2 separate regions of the Mus musculus genome follow, and region 1 is linked to region 2. The links are chromatin loops, found by intact Hi-C in ENCODE. Cell type or tissue: heart. All regions are shown on one strand. Links, peaks and the distances in the headings refer to the core of each region. The heading gives the core; the rest is flanking DNA.

Region 1 (2,920 bases), core at 245-2,744, 1.0 Mb after region 2:
ATGCTCAGTGCTCTACCTATACTTATATGTTCTGGTATTCCCAGCCCACTGGGCTGGATGCTTCCATATCAATTAAGACAATCTCACACACGTATGCTCACTGGCTAACTTGATCTAGACAATCCCTCACTGAGACTCTCTCCCTCAGAGATTCTAGTCTCTGTCAAGTTGAAAACTAAAACTTACCATCATAAGAAACACATTTAATTTGATACCATCATATAGAATGTTTAGCCATTTCGGGTGGAATGAAAATACTCTGGAGGCAAAAGTCATAACTTATAACACTCATCCTTGTATCTTCATGATTACAATATTTCTTAAGAGACTTGTTTTCCTGTGGTGCATCGGACACTGGGTGTACAAGTCACTGTCTTTGTGGCCCAAGCTATGTCTTCAAAGAGCTAATATGGATATTACACATAGAGTGCCATGAAGCCATATAATGAATGGTGTTGGATAGGAGACAAGGAACACTTGCAGAAAGGGGCAAAGGAGCAGGAAGATGATGGAACCAGTAGTGAAAACTTTCATAGCAGAAGTAATGCTTGAGTTGGGCCTAAGTTGGTGAACAGGATTTTATAGATCAAAGGGAAAGTCAATGGAATTATGCTTAGGTAATGGGAAAATCATATTGTCATAAGAACCCAATAAGAGCATAAGAACGGTGACCAATTTCCCATGATTTAAACACATTGATTCTAGTTATCATATTTTCAAAAAAGCTGTTACTTTTTTTTTGCTATTGTTTTAATCCACCTTTTTTCAACCAAGAAATCTGAGCTTGGGAGGCTAAAGTGTTCATAAATGTGCTCATAAAGATAGGTGTGGGGTTCAAAGACCAGGGTCTTTCCTATACAACCACTCTGTCCTAAAAGAACACAACATGGAGAAGCAGAGCTCTAGTGGGCATACTAAATCCAAGAAAAAGAGCATTGGAAAAATAAGAATTCTATGTGGTTTGGAATGGTCTGCAGCCCTGCCCATTTTACAATTCTACATAGCATATAATTGGCTCCTTCATTTAACTACATGGGACATTGTGGTTTTCCTGATATACACACTACTCTCCAGGATGTGCTGGTGACAATAAAATACATCTCATATATTAGAAAATGGATTTCTAGCCAGGCATGGTGGCACATGCCTTTAATCCCAGCACTTGGGAGGCAGAGGCAGGTAGATTTCGGAGTTCATAAAGTCAGCCTGTTTTACAGAGTGAGTTCCAGGACATCCAGGGCTACACAGAGAAACCCTGTCTCGAAAAAACAAAAACAAACAAACAAAAGAAAAAGAAAAAGAAATGGATTTCTGATTCAAATAAATTTGTAAAGCCTGATTTACTTAAGAAAAATAGATTGTTAGTGAAAGTCTTCTGCAGAGTTGCCTTCTGATGTTCTTACAAGTAAAAGCTATGTATGGACAGGTCATATGGTTAAGATTCCACTTTTCATGTTCAATTCTTTTTGCAGGAATTGATGAGGACGAATATTTTTATGAGAACTCAGAAATGTTGATTCACCGATATGAAGCTCATAATTTATAGTCTTCAAAAATCTGAACTGAGCTCTCAGTTCTATCACAAACTTATTGGACCACATTCCATCTGCTAATCACCTTTAGCATAAATGACTGAGGTCAGCTTCATTTCTTGACACTTAGGAAGTATCAAGAAATGGCAGCCACCACCATTATTATTCTTATCTTTATCACTTCCAAAATAGACTCTTGGGATTTGAGTAGATGGAGAGACTATTTCTATTTCTCAAACTCTTTATTCATCCAGTGGGCCAGCAGGGAGGACTGGGCCTCTCAAGGTTTATGACAATACTGAGTCTATGAACAACCTCCAGTAGGGTGGCTCATGAATAATTGAGTACATATATGAAGGGAAAGCTTTACGGTTTTCTGATAGTGTGTACGTCTGCAGCTGGCTAGCTCTGATAACACTCTTAAATAACCTCTTTCACCTTTAAAGCCTGAAATACCTGTTCCATGTTTACTGTTTCAGGAGTTCTCTGGCTATAAAAATAGCCTAGCTTTAAAGGGGCAATACAGTCTTTTATAAAGGAATGAAAAGTACTCAGCTTAGAGCCTCAATTGTTTAGACAAAAGTGGCCAGCCAATGTGGTGGGTCCATTCACTAGGGCTCACTGTGCACTCTATTAATGAATAGCTGCATCTTTTTTCTGTCTTTCATTATAAAGTCTAAAATACAGCATCCACAGTATGGCTCATCCACATTGTGACTACCTGTCAGATGTAAGAGCTCATGCTGGATGCTATTACTAGGCTGGCCATGAACTCTTCTCAGCTTCCAAACATGTAGTGACGAGAGGATCCTGTGTTTATTCATATGAATTTTTCATCCCAAAGTTTCTATGACTCTTGGCATAAGATTGTTAGTATCTAAATCTTACCTGATAGGTTAGATGTCTGGTGGAAAGAATACTATTAAGAGATCGTCCACCAGTAGACTAGATGCCAGTTGATGTAAAAATTTATGGCTGTCTCACTGGGGACATAAGGCTGAGTAGAAGACAGCTGGCTGGTACGGAGTTGATTGGTAATTAAGGCACATGAATTAAATGGAGTAAAGAGAGTGGCTGCCTCCGTTCAGAAATGGTTGGAGAGTCTGAGTGGATAAAGACAATAGAAGTGCTTTAAGTAGGATTCTTTTGCCCTATAAGGAGGAAAAAGTGAACTTAAGTTATCTTCAATGCCATCCCAGGCTTTGTTAAATGTTGATTTCCAGATTAGAAATTAAACCCAAAAGTATTTAGCCAAGTAGACATTAAGAACTGGAAAATGTCGGATTTCTGAAGCAGTGACACCTGGTTCTCATGGACATCTGCTAAAACCTTTCCCTCTCATAGGACAGATGGAAGAGTGTCTTTTTATTCTTCATCTTGTGTAAGAC
Region 2 (2,920 bases), core at 278-2,777:
TTTATTCTTCTCTCATATATTACACCCTAACTGCAGTTTTCATTCCCTCCTCTCTTCCCAGCCCCCTTCACCATTCCTCTCCCCCAGATCCACTCCTCTTTCCCTTTAGAAAAGGGCAGGCCTCCCAGAGATATCAACCAAACAAGTTGCAGTAAGCCTAGACACCTCCCCTCATAGCAAGGCTCGATGAGGCAACCCAGTAAGAGGAAAAGGGTCTCAAGAGCCAGGTCTGAGTCTTAGGGGGGAAAAATCTCTCCAAGGATGTACACCCAAGGCCTAGGTGGGGCAGGGGCCAGGCAAGTGTCTTCAGCTATTTAAATGTGCTTGATGCCCTCTCTTTAAAACTTAGAGAAAGTTGTAAGGCATTGGACATTGGTGTATGGAAATTTGCACGTGTAGTATTACCTCTAATTAGTGACTGCTGATGGAAGGAGGGAGTAGAGCTTGGGTGTGGGTGGGGAACTCACATGCACCCATGCCTGGGGGGATGTGACTGACTGGTGACCTCAGGTCGAAGATGAAGATGGAGCTCCGACATGTGGTATGGGTAGTCCATCTGCACCTGAGGCTCCTCGGGGTATAAGGTGGAGCTTGCATGTCAAGAACAGGAAAGGGCTGATGCTCAGAGGACTGACATGTAGGGCTGGGAGCCAGCTCTTTAAGGAGCCACACATCAGACACTAAAGAACATTCTAAGGTGTCTGAGTATTAGAATGCTAAATATGCCCTTCTAGGCCAAGGTAAAGGTTGCTTGTCAAGGTAAGAGAATATGATTTAATGATTTATTGGTTTGATAGCTAAAGTTTTAGAAATCTCAAGTTGAGAAAGAATAGTTTTACTTTATGTGAGTGTTTTGCCCGTGTCCATGTATGTGTACCACATACATGCCTGGTGTCTGTGGAGGCCAGAAAGAGGATGCCAGGCCCCCAGACCTGGAATTGCGGACATTTGTGAGCTGCCTCGAGGGTGCTGGGGACCAAATCTAGATCCAGTGTAAGAGCAGCCAATGCTCTTAACCGCTGAGCTACTAGTCTCCAGCCCCTGGTTTCTAACTTTTAAGTAGGCAGTGGGAATGGTAGTTATTCTGTTAGAATTCTCATTCCAGGTACCGCATACTAGGGATGGGCTTAGGTAAAATCAATACACATGTGTTTCCTAGTTTGGGCTGCTATACTAGATACATACCGAGTGATTTCAACACCAGCTATACTAGGTACAGACTGAGTGACTTCAACACCAGCCATTTATTTCTCACAGTTCTCAAATCTGGAAGACCAAGGTGTCAGCAGATGGAGAGTCTCCTGAGGACCTTCTCCCCGATCTCCAGATGGCATCTTGTGACTGGGTCCTCACTTGAGAAGAGAAGAGAGAGGAAAAGCAAGGTCTCTCACACCTGACCTTACAAGGGTACTGATGCTATTCATGAGAGCAGGGCCATCACTACCTCTGGTTCCACTGGGGACCAGGACTTGTGGGGACAAACACACAGAAAGAAACCCGGAAAGAGGCCAACAGCATGACACTGTGACCTGGAGGTTGCCATATAGATCAAAATGAAGATGAAGAATTGTGTGGGTGGTAGTGACTTCTAGGATGAGTTCTGGAAGCTCCTGGGAGGAAAACCTATGGAGGACCCTTGGCGACAGACCCCGAGATTCCTGCTGACTGACCAGGCTTCAAAAACCCATGCTGTTAGCTAAATGTTTCTTTCCAACATCAATCTCCAAACTCCTTCTCTTGGAGAATGATAACGGTCACAAGATTTTTAAGTTCTGAGAATTCCATTCAATGTCTTTTGGTTGTACTTATCCCTATTCCTCCTCTTAAGTCCGCCCAGATCCACCCTCACCTCTCCAGCTCCTCCATCCCACCCACTCCTGTCTGCTTTTAGATCACTGAGTCCAATTTGTGTCGTCTGTACACTCGCTGGTGTGGGGCCATCCCAGAGAACATGGTTGACCTATCATGGGCCACACCTGTGAAGAAAATTGACTCTCCCTCCCCTAGAGGCCACCACTTATCAATAGCTCATCAGCTAGGGGTGTGGGCTTATGAGTCCCGCCCCTCTTTAGGCTGGAATGTTGATTGGCTTGGTCTTGTGCCAGCTGCTGTGAGTTCATGCTTTGTTCCAATGACACTATTTTGCTCTGGTCCTCCTTGAAAGATTATAAAAACCTCTGGCTTTTATAATCTTTTCACTCCTTCTTTTGTAATGGTCCCCATGTATGTGTACTATAGATGCCCTATCTGTAGCTGACCATCTCTGTACTTTGGTCAGTTGGCACTCAGAAGATAAGCCATAGCCTTCAGTTTGGCTGCTAGCTCTCAGTTTTCCTTTGTTAGGAAATTGTTTCCATTGTTAGGAAATACAGATAGGGGTTGTGTGGCAGGGGTAGAGAGAATGAACGGTCTCTCAACAGGAACCACATTTTTAAAGAATGAGACAATTTCCCGAGGTTCATTTCTAGTAGAGATTGAATTCAGAACCACCTTTCAGTTAATTCTAACAGGGACTCCACAATATAGTAAATCAGAACAGAGTAGAATTCAGAAGGGCTGTTTCATTTTGGCTTGAAGAGATCTTTACTCTGAGGAGGTAGATCTGCCAAGGCTCTCATAAGTAACACAAGCATCGGAAGAAAGCTGCCCTGGGTAGGTTTGGAAGGGAACCTCACCTCCCAGGCAGCTAAGATGCAATGGGTCTGATTGTGGACTTGCAATGAAACCTGTGAAATGACAGCCAGGCAGAACTCCAGGGACAGATCAAAACCGGAAATGTACACAGGATGTTGGTAATGGATGGTTTTTGCCACCAGGCACAACACTCCTAGCAAGTTCAAAGTTTTACAGAAGTTCGAATAGTTCAGACACTTGATGCCATAGCCACAGTTACAGTCCCTACACACACACACACACACAC

What was found. A loop is a pair of places that touch in the nucleus more often than their neighbours do. Peaks named below come from ENCODE experiments on the same cell type or tissue, not always from the same donor. Only the 100,000 strongest peaks of a DNase experiment are listed, where the experiment ranks them.
Region 1: a loop joins it to region 2, with 7 times the contacts of the local background. A loop is called at or near these places in 26 of 42 quality-filtered maps.

Annotation. Positions count from the first base shown.
Region 1 is chr7:76,936,317-76,939,236 of GRCm38, forward strand. All of the region lies in intron 22 of Agbl1 (ATP/GTP binding protein-like 1), which reads left to right. Among named protein-coding and RNA genes, the nearest start is that of Gm30774, 570 kb to the left of the region's middle. In heart, for the core only: no CTCF peak of the experiment used is centred there; no DNase peak of the experiment used is centred there.
Region 2 is chr7:75,921,164-75,924,083 of GRCm38, forward strand. No RefSeq gene overlaps it. Among named protein-coding and RNA genes, the nearest start is that of Klhl25, 74 kb to the left of the region's middle. In heart, for the core only: no CTCF peak of the experiment used is centred there; no DNase peak of the experiment used is centred there.